Linked DNA regions of Homo sapiens: region 2 is linked to region 1. A link is a loop called in an ENCODE intact Hi-C map of the cell type or tissue named here. Cell type or tissue: CD4-positive, alpha-beta T cell. All regions are shown on one strand.

Region 1 (8,000 bases):
CCTTTGCTCCTCCTCGTTTACAAATGATTCGGGGAACTCAGAGCTTCGGTTACACCTGGGGGACTTCTTCCTCTGCCCCTGCTCTTTGCCTGTGCGCTTCTCCCTCTCTAAATCCCTCTCTCTCAATGGTTAGGGTGTTCTTAATTTAAAAGTTTTTCCCCAGCTATTTGCAGTAAAATATTTCCTTAACCCTTTCCTTAAAATACTTTCTTAAAACCAGCCTGGAAATGAAGGTTGATTCTGCTCTTTGAAGCGGGGGTTGGGGATTTCATAGTGGTACTAATTATACCTGCAGCTCAGCCTTCAGTTTACAAATTAAGAAATTCAGCTTGTAAGTTTGATAAGATTTGGAAATAACAACAAGGAACTAGAAAATGAATAGTTAACTATATAGCATATTGGTAACTGTTAAAGGGTTAAAACTAACTTTGTCATTCAATTGCTTCCTGGAAATAAAACCACTCAAATAAAACCTAAAAAAAAAAAAAAATTGACACTCCCATCTCACATTACTATAATGAAGGACTATACATTTCCTCATGCTTTTCCCTCAAATGTACATACTACTTTCAAATAGTTATCTAATATAGAGGGTGTGCACCATGCCAGGTTCCCAAGATACAAAGATAAATGCTACCATCCTTGAAGATGTTCACAGCCTCACAAACACACAGTCACTGGCAAGCAGTAATTATATAGTGTACACCAGAGAGGTTTGCTGTAAGCTAGCAGGGAGGCATTTTGTATTCATTGAAACTCCTGGTCCTTCCATAAGTTTTGATGGGGCATGGATGAATACTTCTTATGGGGAAGGAGAGAGTGTGTAGCTTCTCAAGGGAAAGAGGTTGAAGTGGTTGAATTGGTTTTGGACGGGTGGCAAGCAACAGGATATTCCAGGCACAAGGAACAGGATAAAAAGGATACAGCTTGTGGAGAGACGATCAGTAGCTTAGCTAGTGCTGAAGTGTAGAATGATGTCTGGTGGAAGTAGCGGAGAAAAGCTGGAAAAGTAGGTTGGGGCAAATCGTGAAGGGTCTGTACCCACTCCTCCCAAATGATTGTCATGCCGTACTGGTTTGATGAATAACAGCAACTCTGAGATTCTTAGTATGTTCTGGTTTTTCCTTCAGATATTCCTTTTAGACTGACATTCCTAGTAGTGGGGAGGGGAATCATTTCTGCTTTTTTATGTCACCCCTGCAACAGTACCTGGCAAAGATAGCGCCTGTCTTTGCTATTTAGTTACAGCTTTGCCAAGGTCAATGGTTGTCACTGTCCCTGAGTTTCTACCTTTCAGATAATTTTTACTCATCAAGGAATAGAAACAAATGTATTGGAAAGGAGCAAGTGTGACATAGTCTATGTCCTGAACCTGAAGATCAAGTCAGTATCAGCTGCCATCTTCCTCTTGGAATAGACTGGTAAGGCCTTGTTCACAGCCCATACGTCACATTTTTATTGAAAGCCTCTTCTGTGCAATGTGCTGGGGATGCAGCAGTGAACAACTCAGTGGGCTCCTGGAAAAGCTTAAATTTTGTTTTAAATACTGAAAAGCTCCTTTTAAGTATTAGCGAAGAGACAGTCATGTTTCTTTGGTATCTAAATCTTGTTAAAAGAGAAAATTGTTTTGCATGATCGGTTTATATCATATTGTATTCTAGTTAAATAAAGCTAGCATTATATTGCAAGATTGCTGCAAACCATAATAAATAGGAGTGAAGTGGGTTTGTAGAAGGTAATATTTTACTAGTTCCAAATCTGAGAGGTTAAAGATTAATCTGCTCTTTTTCCAAATACAACTTAGGTTTTTGCTCTTGTTTTTTGAGACAGAGTCTCATTCTGTCCCAGACTGGTGAGCAGTGGCCCGATCTCGGCTCACTGCAACTTCTGCCTCTGAGGTTTAAGCAATTCTCATGCCTTAACCTCCCGAGCAGCTGGGACTACAGAAGTGCGCCACCACACTCGGCTAATTTTTGTATTTTTAGTAGAGATGGTGTTTCATCATATTGGCCAGGCTGGTCACGAACTCCTGGCCTCAAGTGATCCGTCCGCCTCAGCCTCTCAAAGTGCTGGGCTTACAGTCGTGAGCCACTGCGCCCTGCTACAAATTACTTTTAATAAAATGACCATGGCCAGGCTTACTTATTCTTCAATGCGGCTTGCCTGAAGCTCAAAAAATCATCTTAAAGAGCCTATAGAATCCCTGAATCCCTATCCGTAAACAGTAGTATATGGATTGCAAAACAAGCCTTCTGGATTCTTCATGGCTTTATGGGTGTTGTCTGCTGTTGCTGTTTTGAGAAAGAGTGTACCCATTTTTAATTCTGCTCAATATATTGGTGGGAAGTTTAGAGATTAATGTTATGCAAACCTAAGCTTGAGGCAGTAATACTCAAGGTGCGGACAATACAGAAGCAGTGTATGTACTGTTTTGTTTTTGTTTTTGAGACGCTCTATCACCCAGGCTGGAGTGCGGTGGCGCGATCTCGCCTCACTGCAACCTCTGCCTCCGGGTTCAAACGATTCTCCTGCCTCATCCTCCCAAGTAGCTGGGATTACAGGCGTCCACCACCACGCCCGGCTAATTTTTTGTATTTTTAGTAGAGACAGGGGTTTCGCCACGTTGGCCATACTGGTCTCGAATTCCTGACCTCAGGTGATCCGCCTGCCTCAGCCTCCCAAAGTGCTGGGATTACAGGCGTGACCCACCGCGCCCGGCCCAGTTTTTAAGAGCGTATTTAGCAGAATTAGTTTCATTATACAAACCACAGAAAGCTGGGTAAAACCTTAAATGTCAGGCATCTGAAAAAACAGCGGCTTTCATCTAAAGGCAACTCGGAATGGCGGGGAGAAGGAAGAGGCTGTCAAAATTGCTCATTAAAAGAAAACGTGAGATAAAGCTATGAACACGGGGCTGCAGATATCAGTAATTAGTGCAAGGCGTCTGCCTTTAATTCAGTCGTGAGGAGTAAAGTGCAAGGTTGTGCCTAGAAAGGGCACAGAAAAAGGTTTAACTAGGGGAGAGGGAGTGGGTTTGAGAGCCGGAACGAAGCGAGCTGGCGGTGGGCGTGCGGAGTGGCAGCAACGCGAGAGGGAACGCGCTGGGGCTAGCGCGGAGGCCCAGAGCCCAGGCGGGGGAAAAGGTGCCGACCGGCTTCGAAGGGAGGCGACGGCCGAGACACACGGTCCGGCGCGAGCCAGGCGCCCCGCGACGTGCAATTTTATTTTGCAAAAGGTGCACCCAACGCCAGTCCCGGTAGAGTTGAACCCACCACGAGAGGGAGAGGGGGCGGGAGCGGGGGGCCGAGCGGCCGCGGGCTCCTCCCCCGGCGCCTCCGCTATCTGGGTCAGGACGCGACGGCCGCGGCGCGGGACCTTAGGACCCGCGGGCTCCAGGGCTACTGTCCGTCCGCCACTGCGCGCCAGCAGGTCCTGGTCTCCGCTCTCCAACAGCTGAAAGGCCGGCGCAGTGAACACAGGTGCGTGCGCAGTCTGGGAGGGGGCTGCTCAGCCGCTGGGGGCCGGACCGCGCCGGGGACTTGCGGAGGGAAGCGGAAATACTTGCGGTGGGGGCGACTGCACTTCCGGGTCGGTGTGTCCCTGGCGAAGCTTGAGCCTGCTAGCCAGCGGTGCTCTGCGTTCCCGGGGCTGGAGCAGCGGCCCATAGTGGCTTCCCGGGTTCATCCCTCGCTGACCCTGCGCCACGGAAGCCCTAGCCCCGGAGGTCGCTGGTATTTCCTCGCACGCGGACCCTTCTGGGGTGCGTGGGGAACAGGCAGTTTGCTGCCTCGGCCCGGCTGGTCCCTGCAAACCCCAAAGAATTTCAACAGAGACACTTGCTGGGCTCTCGCTCGGCTTTCAGCCTTGCGCAAACATTTTGTTTTTGTTTGTGTGGGGTTTTTTTTGCTCTCAGACTCCGTCTGTGCCTATTTCACACAAAAACGAAGGCCGGATTATCAGTGCTGCCAACATAGGGGAATGAGGCAAACACTTGGGAGCCCTAAATTTAAAATAAATTATAAAATACAAAAAAACCATGAAAACCTGATGAAATGAACAATAGAATTCACTTCGAAAGTACCAGGTTTTCCAGGACGCTGTAGGAAATCTGATCACTAGTTCAAGGTCTCAGTGCAATTCTCTTAGGAAACTTAAACCTCGGGCTTTTTTGTAATGTCTCTTTATCCTTGCAAAATTTGTCATACCTTCCCCGAGTTTATTAGAGTTATGCATTTTATATTTTTCTCCTCTAAGGGTCTGCTGATGAAGTTAATGAATATCTGTGCTAGATTTATGGTGAAAGCATTATAATTAATTTAGTAAAGCATAATTTCTACATCAAAAAATTAATTTTAAATAAAACTAGAACATGGAAATGAAATGTTTCTTCAGACATTTCTTCAGAAAACATTTCATATTCTATTTTCTTTAGAGTCAACATTTTGATGTCATTTTAGAATACTTGATTCTCATCTCAACCTTTAATATTACACAATAATACACATTAATTAAGTGCCATAATCTATATTAAAATGTCATTTTCCATTGTTATTTACTAGCACCTTACAAATTGAAACGTAACATAATACTTTGTATCTGATTATTAAAATATTAGAGTTTTAAAATCTGTTTGGTAAAGTTTTTAATTACTATATTTTTTTATACTACAAGTGTATACTATTAACATAATTAGAAGTATGAAAGCTAACAAGGCTGGAGGCAGTGGCCCATGCTGCTTATCCCAGCACTTTGAGAGGTGGAGGCAGGATTGCTTGGGCCCAGGAGTTCGGGACCAGCCTAGCAACATAGGGAGACTCACTCTCTACAAGTAATGTAAAAATTAGCCGGGCGTGGTTGCCCACGCTTGTGGTCCTAGCTACTAGGGAGGCTGAGGCAGGAGGATGACTTGAGCCCAAGTGGTCGAGGCTACAGTGAGCAGTGATTGTACCACTGCACTCCAGCCTAGGTGACAGAGCGAGACTCTAAAAAAAAAAAGCTATGTAAATGACTTCATACAACCTTTGAAATTATTCTGAAGGCAAGCAAGTACTCTGATGTATTTTGTACATTATTTTTAATGTGTCATTTTTCAAATTATCAGTGTTGAAGCACATTTGTTTTATGCTGTTATAAAACTCAAACATAGCTTGAACTGTTAGTCTTTAATTGTGTTTGTTTAAAACATCAGCTCCGTTGATTCTATTTTTTTCTAGTTAATTTTTGTGGTTCTGAAATAATATTTCAGCTTTGAGCATCTCTGTTCAGTCAGTACTCTCCTTCACCTCCTTGTTGATGCTTTCCAAATCTCCCACATGTTGTGGGTGCATCCAAGAGTTAGGAACAGGTTGTCAAAGGTGACAGTTTTCACTTCCCAGTTGGGTGATCACTGGGTAAGTGACTTGACACCTGTGTGCCTCAGTTCACTTATCTGCAAAATAATAATAGGACCTGCATGGAAGAGATGATTTGGAATTGGTGCAGTTCCTAAAGAAAGGGCCAAGCAAAATAAGACTTTCCCACCTGCTGAAACCTGGTCCTGTCTCAAGAATAAGTTCTCCTTCCTAGGTAGATTTTTACTTCTACTTATTTGCTTATTAAATGAAAATATTTTCAAACTAGGCTATATTTCTTAATGTAAAAGTCCAAGGTATGGGCAAAAGAAAGCAATCAGAATAGGAAGATTTCCTTTAATAGACCTCTATATCAGCGAATGGACATCCTGCCTGAATAATTTTATTGACAAAAATAAAGATGATTAAACTTGATGTGTGAATATTAGCTGGAATGCAGTTGTAATTAATGGGCATAGAGTGACTTATTTTTTTGCAATAAGCTTTCAAGATAATTTAGTTTTGTGATACAATTTTTTTGTAGAATACATTTACACATCTAGCAATAATTAGCTACAATTTCAGCTGAAGTTACAAATTGATTGGAATCTGTTGCTGGCATGTCTCCTGGATGAGCTGGGAGTGGGCAGATGGTTATAGTTCCCAGTTATACCAATTAGGTGAAAAAAAATTTTTTTAAGTTAATTCCAGGCAAATTTCTGTGAGGTAAAGCAGGCCAGATTAAGTACCAAGGCTTTCTCTGGAATCTTTGGTTTAAAAGAAGGAATTCTTAAATCTCTTGGATATAATATTCACTAACACCTGAGGTAATTTCTGGAAGATTATTTTAAAGTCAGTCCTTCTCTTTGACACTTAGGCCTGTAATGAAGTGTAGAACATCCAAACAGGATACTTTCTGTGTTCCAGGCATATACTCTAGTGAAATAGGAATCCAAAGACGTTCTTATTTTAAGCAGGCTTTTCAGAAATAGATTATGGCTGCTTGTTCTCTCAGACCCTCTTCCATAGGGCATTTGCGAGCCCAGAAATCCTAACCAGTAGACCACCAAGGAAGCATTTGAAACATTACATTTAGTTGGCCATTTGAAGTGTAAGAAACAATGCTTGGTAGAATATGTGGAATCACAGGATATAAAGCAGAGGATGGTGAATTTCGGGTATACAACCTAATTCAGAATTTTCATCTTACTGATATTTTTTCCCCAATTCACACTCCCAGCTATTTACTTTGCTTCCTATCTTCACTTCCTATCTTAGAACAGTGAAGCAATCAAAGAGAGCTTGCATAACCTCCCACCACTGCATCTACCCACCTATTTAAATCTCTGCTCACATAATCTGCCTTTTATGACTATGAATGAATGGTTTATGTTCCCATCAAAGGTCAACTCCTGTGCTTGTGCGATAGAGCCCACCTCCTTTGCCTTCTCAAGTTTATTGCTATGCAGTTTTCTATATGTCTACTTCATCAATTTTTCTTTTCTTTTTATGGACTCTTTTCTGTTGGCAAAAAAAACCTGTTATTTCTTGATCTTTTGGCACCATTTTCGCACTTAATAATGGCGTAATTTCTCTTCTATTTGTTTTCTATTTGCCCATCTGTTCTTTTTTCTCCTTTTCCTGCCTTCTTTTGGACCAAGTGAGTATCTTTAGTGTTCCATTTTTATCTCTATTATTGTCTTGATATGTATTGCCTGGGGTTTTTTTGTTTGTTTGTTTTTTAGTGGTTATTCTAGGGTTTACAGCTATGCATCTTTAACTTAATATGATAATTCTTCATTGTAATCTAAGACTCTTACAACAGTATACTTCCATTTGTCCTTTCCCACCCTTTGGGCTATTGTCCTACTTTTTGTAAATCCTGTGATGTAAACTTGGCTTTTGTTGATTGAAAAAGCACCTATATTTTTGTCTTGGACAAAGACATAAACAACATTCATTTACATTTATGTTTTTAATTTTAGAAACGAAAACCAAGAAATGCCTTATTCCACAAACAAAGAGTTGATACTTGGCATCATGGTGGGCACTGCTGGAATCAGCTTGCTGCTCTTGTGGTACCACAAGGTCCGTAAACCAGGGATAGCAATGAAGTTACCTGAATTTCTTTCTCTGGGTAATACATTTAATTCAATAACTTTGCAAGATGAAATACATGATGACCAAGGAACAACAGTAATCTTTCAAGAAAGGCAACTTCAGATACTGGAGAAGTTAAACGAATTACTGACAAATATGGAAGAACTCAAAGAGGAAATCAGATTTCTTAAAGAAGCTATTCCAAAGCTGGAGGAATATATACAAGATGAACTTGGAGGGAAAATAACTGTTCATAAGATAAGCCCTCAGCACAGAGCGAGAAAAAGAAGACTCCCCACAATTCAAAGTTCAGCAACAAGTAATAGTTCAGAGGAAGCAGAAAGTGAAGGAGGGTAAGTTTCTTTAAGATATTTCCTATGTTGAATTGGTTATTATCATTATTACTATTATTTAGGTATTTTCATTATGGGTTCCAGTCATATATCCTGCTGCTCACATAAAATGAAAAGGAGTGATATTTTGACTTAGATTATAATTAAAGTCATATTCAGTAGTCAGTATTTAAGCTAGTTTAGACCATATTGACAAAAGGAATATAAAAAACTTACT
Region 2 (8,000 bases), 460 kb after region 1:
ACAGTGGTGTGATCTCAGCTCACTGCAACCTCTCCCTTCCAGGTTCAAGTGATTCTCCTGCCTCAGCCTCCCACATAGCTGAGATTACAGGTGTGCACCACCATGCCCGGCTCATTTTTGTATTTTTAGTAGAGACAGGGTTTCACCATGTTGGCCAGGCTGCTCTCGAACTCCTGACCTCAAGTGATCCGCCCACCTCGGCCTCCCAAAGTGCTGGGATTATAAGCATGAGCCAACTCGCCCAGCCTAAACCATTTTTTCTGATCTTTTCACTGTATGGTCTTTGACTCTTCATATTATGCCAATTTGGGGATATCATTTTCTGAAGAGAGAATAGAAAGGCAATTCAGTTTTTCCTGTAGTGTAGTGAATAAAGTTTTTATTTGTCTGTGACTTAGAAAATTCTCTTTCAGTCTGGGTGTGATGGCTCATGCTTGTAAATCCCAGCACTTTGGGAGGCCAAGGCGGGCTAATTGCTTGAGCCCAGGAGTTCAAGACCAGCCTGGGCAACATAGAGAAACCCCATCTCTCCAAAAAAAACACAAAAATTAGCCAGGTGCGATGGTGTGCACCTGTAGTCCCTGCTACTCGGGAGGCTGAGGTGGAAGAATTACTTGAGCCAGGGAGGTTGAGGTTGCTGTGAGGCATGATCATGCCACTGCACTCCGGCATGGGTGACACAATGAGACCCTATCTCAAAAAAGAAGAAAGAAAGAAAGAAAGAAAGAAAGAAAAGAAAGAAAGAAAGAAAGAAAGGAAAGAAAGAAAGAAAGAAAGAAAGAAAGAAAGAAAGAAAGAAAGAAAGAAAGAAAGAGGGAGGGAGGGAGGGAGGGAGGGAGGGAGGGAGGGAAGGAAGGAAGGAAGGAAGGAAGGAAGGAAGGAAGGAAGAAAGAGAAGGAAAGAGAAAGAAAGAAAGAAAGGAAGGAAGGAAGGAAGGAAGGAAGGAAGGAAGGAGAGAGAGAGAGGAAGGAAGGAAGGAAAGAAAGAAAAAGAAAAGAAAAGACGGAAGAGAAGGGAAGGGCAGGACAGGGCTCGGCAAATTAAAAATGATGGTTCATGGTGGTTAGGTGTAAATGGGCCTTAGTCATGCCTTCTTAGCTTCCCTTGGCTGGGACCCAGAGGTCACCACACACACTATAGAGGATTAGGGAGGTAGCTGAGTTAAGAACCAGAGGTCATCATAGTGGTACAGTGGTGTTCAGTCTATGCCAGGAATCAGATGGATGCTGGAGGTGAGATTCAGACAGGTACACCAAGGAGACCTGAATCACAAAAAGGAGCACCAGGACCTGAGTAAAAACCAAAGAACAAAACATAGGGTCAGCTCCAATTCCAGGGATATGAGCGCAAGGGACCCAGGAATCAGACTAGCCAACCCACCTCACAGCAGAGCCCACCGAAGCCCCACACAAGAGCACTAGGATCCAGGCACACATCCCAGGCCTCCTCCCCGCTGCTAGGTGGTCACACGAGAAAGCTTCCCACGCTGTCTGCAATCTTGTTCCTTTAGTTGTTGTTTTAGGAGGGAGTAGAAACAACGGAGCCTAAGATACCCAGAATCAGATTCTCAAGTCACAGAGGAAACTCCCTAGAATCGTTTGCTAACACTTAAAATAACATCTAACATTTATCAGGTACTTACATGTGCCAAGAATTCATATGAAGTAATAATTTATTAGTTTTTTTTTCTTTTTTTTTTTTTTGAGATGGGGTTTCACTCTTGTCGCCCAGGCTGGAGTGCAATGGCACGATCTTGGCTCACTGCAACCTCTGCCTCCTGGGTTCAAGCAATCCTCCTGCCTCAGCCTCCTGGGTAGCTGGGATTACAGGTGTGTACCACCACGCCCAGCCCATTTTTTTTTTTTTTTTTTTTGAGACGGAGTCTCGCTCTGTCGCCCAGGCTGGAGTGCAGTGGCGGGATCTCGGCTCACTGCAAGCTCCGCCTCCCGGGTTCACGCCATTCTCCTGCCTCAGCCTCCCAAGTAGCTGGGACTACAGGCGCCCGCCACTACGCCCGGCTAATTTTTTGTATTTTTAGTAGAGACGGGGTTTCACCATTTTAGCCGGGATGGTCTCGATCTCCTGACCTCGTGATCCGCCCGCCTCGGCCTCCCAAAGTGCTGGGATTACAGGCGTGAGCCACGTTAAACCTCACAATAACTCTAAAACAGAGACACTATTACATTTAACATTTTATGCTGAGAAACCTGAAGCCAAGAGAAATTAAATAATTTGCCCAAGACTACCAGGTGTATAAAATAGTGGAGTTGGGCTTTGACCCCACAGATAGAACTCTGGGGTTCACACTCAGACTACTAAACTCTGTTGCCTGTAGTAGCTTGAAGAACTCCAGAGGTATGATACCAATAGCTCCTTGGGGTTGGCCTAACCATTCCCAACCACAGCTCCTTTCCTTGAATTAGGATTTAGGTGATGAACAAATCATTCAAGAGTCCAGGGTTGTCAACTCTCCACTGTTGAGTCAAATATCATGTCGAATACCGACAGTGTTTCCATTGGGTTTTTTTTTTTTTTTTGGCCACCACCAACACCATGTGACATCAGTGGCAGATCTCAGAAGATAAAATGAGTGCTGCTCCAATGTATTCAGTGTAGTCTGCTTCTCAAATTCAGAGCGCAGGTTGCTCGGTTGCTGGAGAAGCAATGTATGCCTGCCATCACTACTCTGTGGATACCACACTGGGGCTGTTACCCATTGCATTGAGTCACAAAGGCATTGCAGGGCCTATGTGACTTAGGTGGACCCCTACCCTGCTTTTGTTGCCCAGTGCAATGCCTATGTGACTTAGCAAAATTCCTACTCTGCTTTGACTCTGCATATTTTCAGAAAACAGGGGACAGGCGCAGTGACTCAGGTCGGTAATCCCAGCACTTTGGGAGGCCAAGGCGGGTGGATCACAAGGTCAGGAGTTCAAGACCAGCCTGACCAGCATAGTGAAACCCCGTCTCTACTAAAAAATACAAAAATTAGCCGGGCGTGGTGGCACACGCCTGTAATCCCAGCTACTCAGGAGGCTGAGGCAGGAGAATCGCTTGAACCTGGGAGGCGGAGGTTGCAGTGAGCCGAGATCGTGCCACTGCACTCCAGCCTGGGTGACAGAGCAAGACTCTGTCTCAAAAAAAAAAAAAAAAAAGAAAACAGGATGTCTGATGTCTGTGGTCAGAGGTTCCTTCTTAGGCAGCTTACCCCACCTCTGAAGAACCTCTAACTTCATTATAATCCAATTTCCATACTAAATGACACTCCCAGGGGCGCCATGACAGTTGACAATTACCATGACAACAAAAGGAGGAAACCAAAACAGGACAAAAGGGAGGCGGCTCCTTGATTCCAAGTAAATCTCTGTCCCTTCCCAAGAAAAAGCATAAATACACCTCTCCTTGATCTTAATGCTCAGCCCCTTCATCAAGAAAACCCTACATGCGGAACTTCCCAGTTCCCAGGAGCCGAGAAGTTGATTTGTGAGCTGTGCTCCCACTTCTCCCATTCTGTGGCCATGAAATACAGCCTGCACTGCTTGACACTCACTTTCAGTTTTGTGTGCACCGAGCAAGAAAGAGCCCCTCTTGGGGTAACCAGGAGACCTGGTAGTAGGGTTGTGCTGGCAGCAGCAACCCACCCCCTCCATCTCGTACCCATTTTCTGCTCCATTCGAGAAGCCTCTGCAGCATCTCCAGGGCACGCTCTCTCCCAGCACAACCATGTGTTGCATATTTTTAGAAATAACCACACTTGCTATGGGTAACCCAGAGACTGGAGCAACAGGGCTCCAGATTCCAATTCTGAATTTGTGATAAGAACCCTTGAAAATGTGTTTAACCTTTATGTACCTTCATTACCACAAAACTGAAGGGACTGCAACATACCAGTATCATTTATAGGCTTGTTGCATGGTTATTTCTTGAGCAAGTGTTGATGTTCATGTGATTCTCCAACACCCTCTCCATCAGCATCTGCTTCCCTCAGCACTCTCAAGACAGAGCCATATCCTTGCTGCTGCTGACAGTGCCCATAAAGAAAGCCAGGTCTGTGCAAAGCCTGCAGACCGCTGATGCTCCTAGAGTCTCTGGTCCACTGGGTACCACAGCTGAGGAGAATTCTGTGCACAGCCATGCTTTGTTCCTAAGCAATTCTGCTTGTGCCTAAAGATTCCCAAAGTCTCTCATAAATAGTTTTGCAGTTTCTTGCTCTCACCTCTTGCTGGGAATGCCTCAAAGTCTCATGAAGCCAACTCCTCTGTTTCTGGCCTCACTGTTCTAACCATGGGTCTCTGACACCTTCCAAGAGGGCAGGCAAGGAACAGAGACTGTGCCTCTCCCCCACCATTCACCTCTGAGGCCTTGCTTGCAATGAATCCTACCTGTCTTCCCCACAGGGGCCTGGATGTTTGACCAACCCAGCACAAAACAAGGAGACAACAACAGGTGCAAATTGACACTGGGAAGAGGGAGGCAGGAGCTGAAAGGGACTTGAAAAAGAAATATTGTCCTCACTAGCTATATTTTGGCCCCAGCTTGGTAGGTCAAAGTTGCCCCATAGCAGATGTTTATAATAATCATAGTTAGTAATTTCAGCATAGATTAAGTATTTTCCTCCTGTTCTTATTTTAAGTAGGGAGAACCAAGAATATGCAGGTCCATATGGGAAAACAGCATTTTTAGATTCTAGTTCACGGGCATATTTAAATCTGAAGGTCAAGACCTATACCACCCTTGTATCCCAAATTAGGGCTCTCTCCTTACATACGTTCATGTTTTCCTTTATTTCATCCTTAATTGATGGTGACTGAGAGGATTTTATCACATACAGGTCAATGACAAAAAGCTAGAAGGAATTCACCATGTCTGTAGGTTGGGTACTTGTTCTCTACAAGATTGGCAGGTTATTTCTCTCATAAAAGTTGCAATTGTGTAAAAGAACACAGACTCTTTCAGTCTAATTCTTTGACAAGGAGAACTACTGTTGAGTGGTTTTAATATCATAATGCTTATATGAAAACTGGAGAGCTGGTAGCCATTCTGCAGGGAGCCGAAAGCAGTGGAGATTAAGCACTATATTCAGAAGACTGCTACGTGGCTATTTCCCCCAAGTAAATCAGGAGAGTTCCAGGAGACCACTGCAGTTCCAGGTACACACCCAGACGCTCTCAGAAGGGTGGAAGCAAAATAACAGGCCTCTGATGAAAAGTCAGGAAGATGAATATTATGGGATGAAGGAGCTCCTTGTGAGCAGTTGAGAATGGGAAAGAGGGACTAAGAGGAAGTCAGGTTTATGAAGGTGTAACTGAAGCAAAGGAGTATCCATTGTGTGTCCAGTGGGAGGAAAGAGAAATTAGGCACCAAAAATTCTGGAATGAAAAAAAAAGAAATAATGGAATGTACTCAAGTCCAATATGATTCTGGAGAATCCGAACCCAATCACTAGACAATGGAGGTCCCAAGCCCCACAAGCAAGGAATGAAGAATAACATCTTACTTTCTGGTCTATCCTTTCCAGCATTCACTAAAGCAATTCCCCAAAGCAGTAATTTGGCCAGCTATTCATTCCCCGTTGCGGGGCTGGGAGAAGGACGCAGACAATGAAGGTGGGAGGGAAATAGAAAGGACAACAGCAGCAAATACTTTAATAGAGGAGAGATTTATGAGGTGCTGCTGGGGAAACAGAAAGAAATGTAGGAGCTACAGGGGGTGGGGATCTGGTAGACCCAGCCTGGGGGAGCAGTGTCTGCACTGGGCTTGCAAATAGTGATCACAGCCAAAAGGTACTTTGTAGGATTGAGATCCTTTGATAATCTGGACCCTTTACAGTTCAATAAGCATGGTGATTTAAGTCTAAGACTGCAAAGTCAGTCTCAGTGGCTCATCCTGAAACCCCAGGAACTTGGGAGGCTGAGGCAGGAGGATCACGAGGTAGGAGAATTGCTTGAGGCCAGGAGTTGAAGACCAGCAGGGCAACGTAGAGAGACTCTGTCTACACAAAAAATATAAAAATTAGCCCAGCATGATGGTGTGCACCTATAGTCTCAGATACTAGAGAGGCTGAGGCAAGAGGATCACTGGAGTCCACCAGTTCGAGGCTACAGTGAGCTATGACCACACCACTGCATTCCAGCCCAAGTAACAGAGACCCTGTCTCAAAAAAGAAAAAAAAAGAAAAAAAAACCTCCAAGATGGCACTTGATTCCCCACATAGTACACCTAGGGATATGGTATGGAGCACAAGCTCCCAATCCACCACAAATACCCAAAATAGCTCTCCTCTCCCACCAGTGAGACCTCTGATCACACCCACGCCTTGAGCAGGTTCCTCCACACACAGACAGTTGTAACCTGTGGAGGCGTTTTCTTTGAGCATAAAGGCCAACGTTAGCATTCGTATCCTGCCTCTAGTAAGTTCTTTGTGGACACAATCTAGTCTTGAGGGGAAAGCTGGTTTTTTCAATATATTTTTTATTTTTTATTTTTTTTGAGATGGAGTCTCACTCTGTCACCCAGGCTGGAGTGCAGTGGCGCGATCTCGGCTCACTGCAACCTCCGACTCCCCAGTTCCAGCGATTCTCCTGCCTCAGCCTCCCAAGTAGCTGGGACTACAGGCGCCCGCCACTACACCCGGCTAATTTTTTGTAATTTTAGTAGAGACGAGGTTTCACCATGTTAGCCAGGATGGTCTCGATCTCCTGACCTTGTGATCCACCCGCCTCGGCCTCCCAAAGTGCTGGGATTACAGGCGTGAGCCACTGTGCCTGGCCGGTTTTTTCAATATTCTAAGTGGAAAATCACTGATAATACATTTTTCAGTTAGGATGCTTTAGCAGAAAGTAACAGAAAACCCAACCAGAAATGGCATCAATAAAAAGGAGAAGGCAGGCTGGGCGCTGTGGCTCACGCTATAATCCCAGCACTTTGGGAGGCCGGGGGGGCGGGGGGGGGGTGGATCACTAGGTCAGGAGTTCGAGACCAGCCTGGCCAATATGGTGAAACCCCATCTCTACTAAAAATACAAAAATTAGCCGGGCGTGGTGGCGCCTGCCTGTAGTCCCAGCTACTCAGGAGGCTGAGGCAGAAGAATCACTTGAACCTGGGAGGTGGAGGTTGCAGTGAGCCCAGATCACGCCACTGCACTCCCACTTGGGCAACAGAGCGAGACTCCGTCTCAAAAAAAGAAAAAAAAAAAAAGGAGAAGGTAATATCTCATATCACAGTAAGTTCAAAGGTAGGATGGTTTCAGGGTTGGGTTAACTCACTGTTCAATTACAGCATTAAGGCACCTGTTTTGTTTTGTTTTCCAATTTTCTGCTTTTTTCTTCCTCTATAAGTTGACTTTTGTTCGCATATTTATCCTGCATAGCTCAAACTGGTTGCCAAAGCTGTAAGTGCCCCGTAAAGATACAACAGGGGAACAAAAAAGAGTCTACTTTCTGCCTTGAATCTCTTCTTATTAGAAGGAAAATTTCCCAGAAGCCCCCTTAGACTTTTCCTCAGTCTCTTGTGTACTCACAAGTGAAATACATGTCCACTCCTAAACGAATTTCTGGCAAGGAAAATGGACTCACCATGATTAGTTTGATGTAATCAAGGTCCACACTGCTCTGGGCTGGAACCAGTTTTCCCTGAAACATATTAAGTGGCCTGATACCTGAACAAAATTGGGATATTGTTAGCAGGAAGAAGGGTAGAATGGCTGATGGAAGGGCAGCCCGTAATGTCTGGCATTGATGAGAACACTGGGCATGACTTCTAAGCACACTCTGACCTACCATCTCCTCTTTTTCTCCTATAATCCACTTGTCACGAGGTAAATGCCCCTTTCACTTGGGTATAACTAAAGTAATGAAGGCCTTTATACAACAGGAACCCCCGAGAACCCGTCAAGAATTCTACAGTTCCCAGAGAAATTAATGTGAGCTACATGTGGTTTATATTGAAACAAGCCACCAATTGAGAAGCTTAAGTTACACCATGGATGGTGAGAAAGGACC

The links. A loop is a pair of places that touch in the nucleus more often than their neighbours do. Peaks named below come from ENCODE experiments on the same cell type or tissue, not always from the same donor. Only the 100,000 strongest peaks of a DNase experiment are listed, where the experiment ranks them.
Region 2: a loop joins it to region 1, with 2.4 times the contacts of the local background. A loop is called at or near these places in 6 of 110 quality-filtered maps.

Annotation. Positions count from the first base shown.
Region 1 is chr2:37,921,947-37,929,946 of GRCh38, forward strand. RMDN2 (regulator of microtubule dynamics 2) reads left to right here and starts at 3,341. Exons shown (of 11, transcript NM_001170791.3): 1 at 3,341-3,479; 2 at 7,316-7,783. The coding sequence starts at 7,332. RefSeq lists a silencer at 3,156-3,395. In CD4-positive, alpha-beta T cell, no CTCF peak of the experiment used is centred here; a DNase peak (open chromatin) is centred at 3,535; H3K4me3 peaks cover 1,827 bases; H3K27ac peaks cover 570 bases.
Region 2 is chr2:38,385,501-38,393,500 of GRCh38, forward strand. No RefSeq gene overlaps it. Among named protein-coding and RNA genes, the nearest start is that of ATL2, 12 kb to the left of the region's middle. In CD4-positive, alpha-beta T cell, no CTCF peak of the experiment used is centred here; DNase peaks (open chromatin) are centred at 2,571 and 3,221; H3K27me3 peaks cover 277 bases.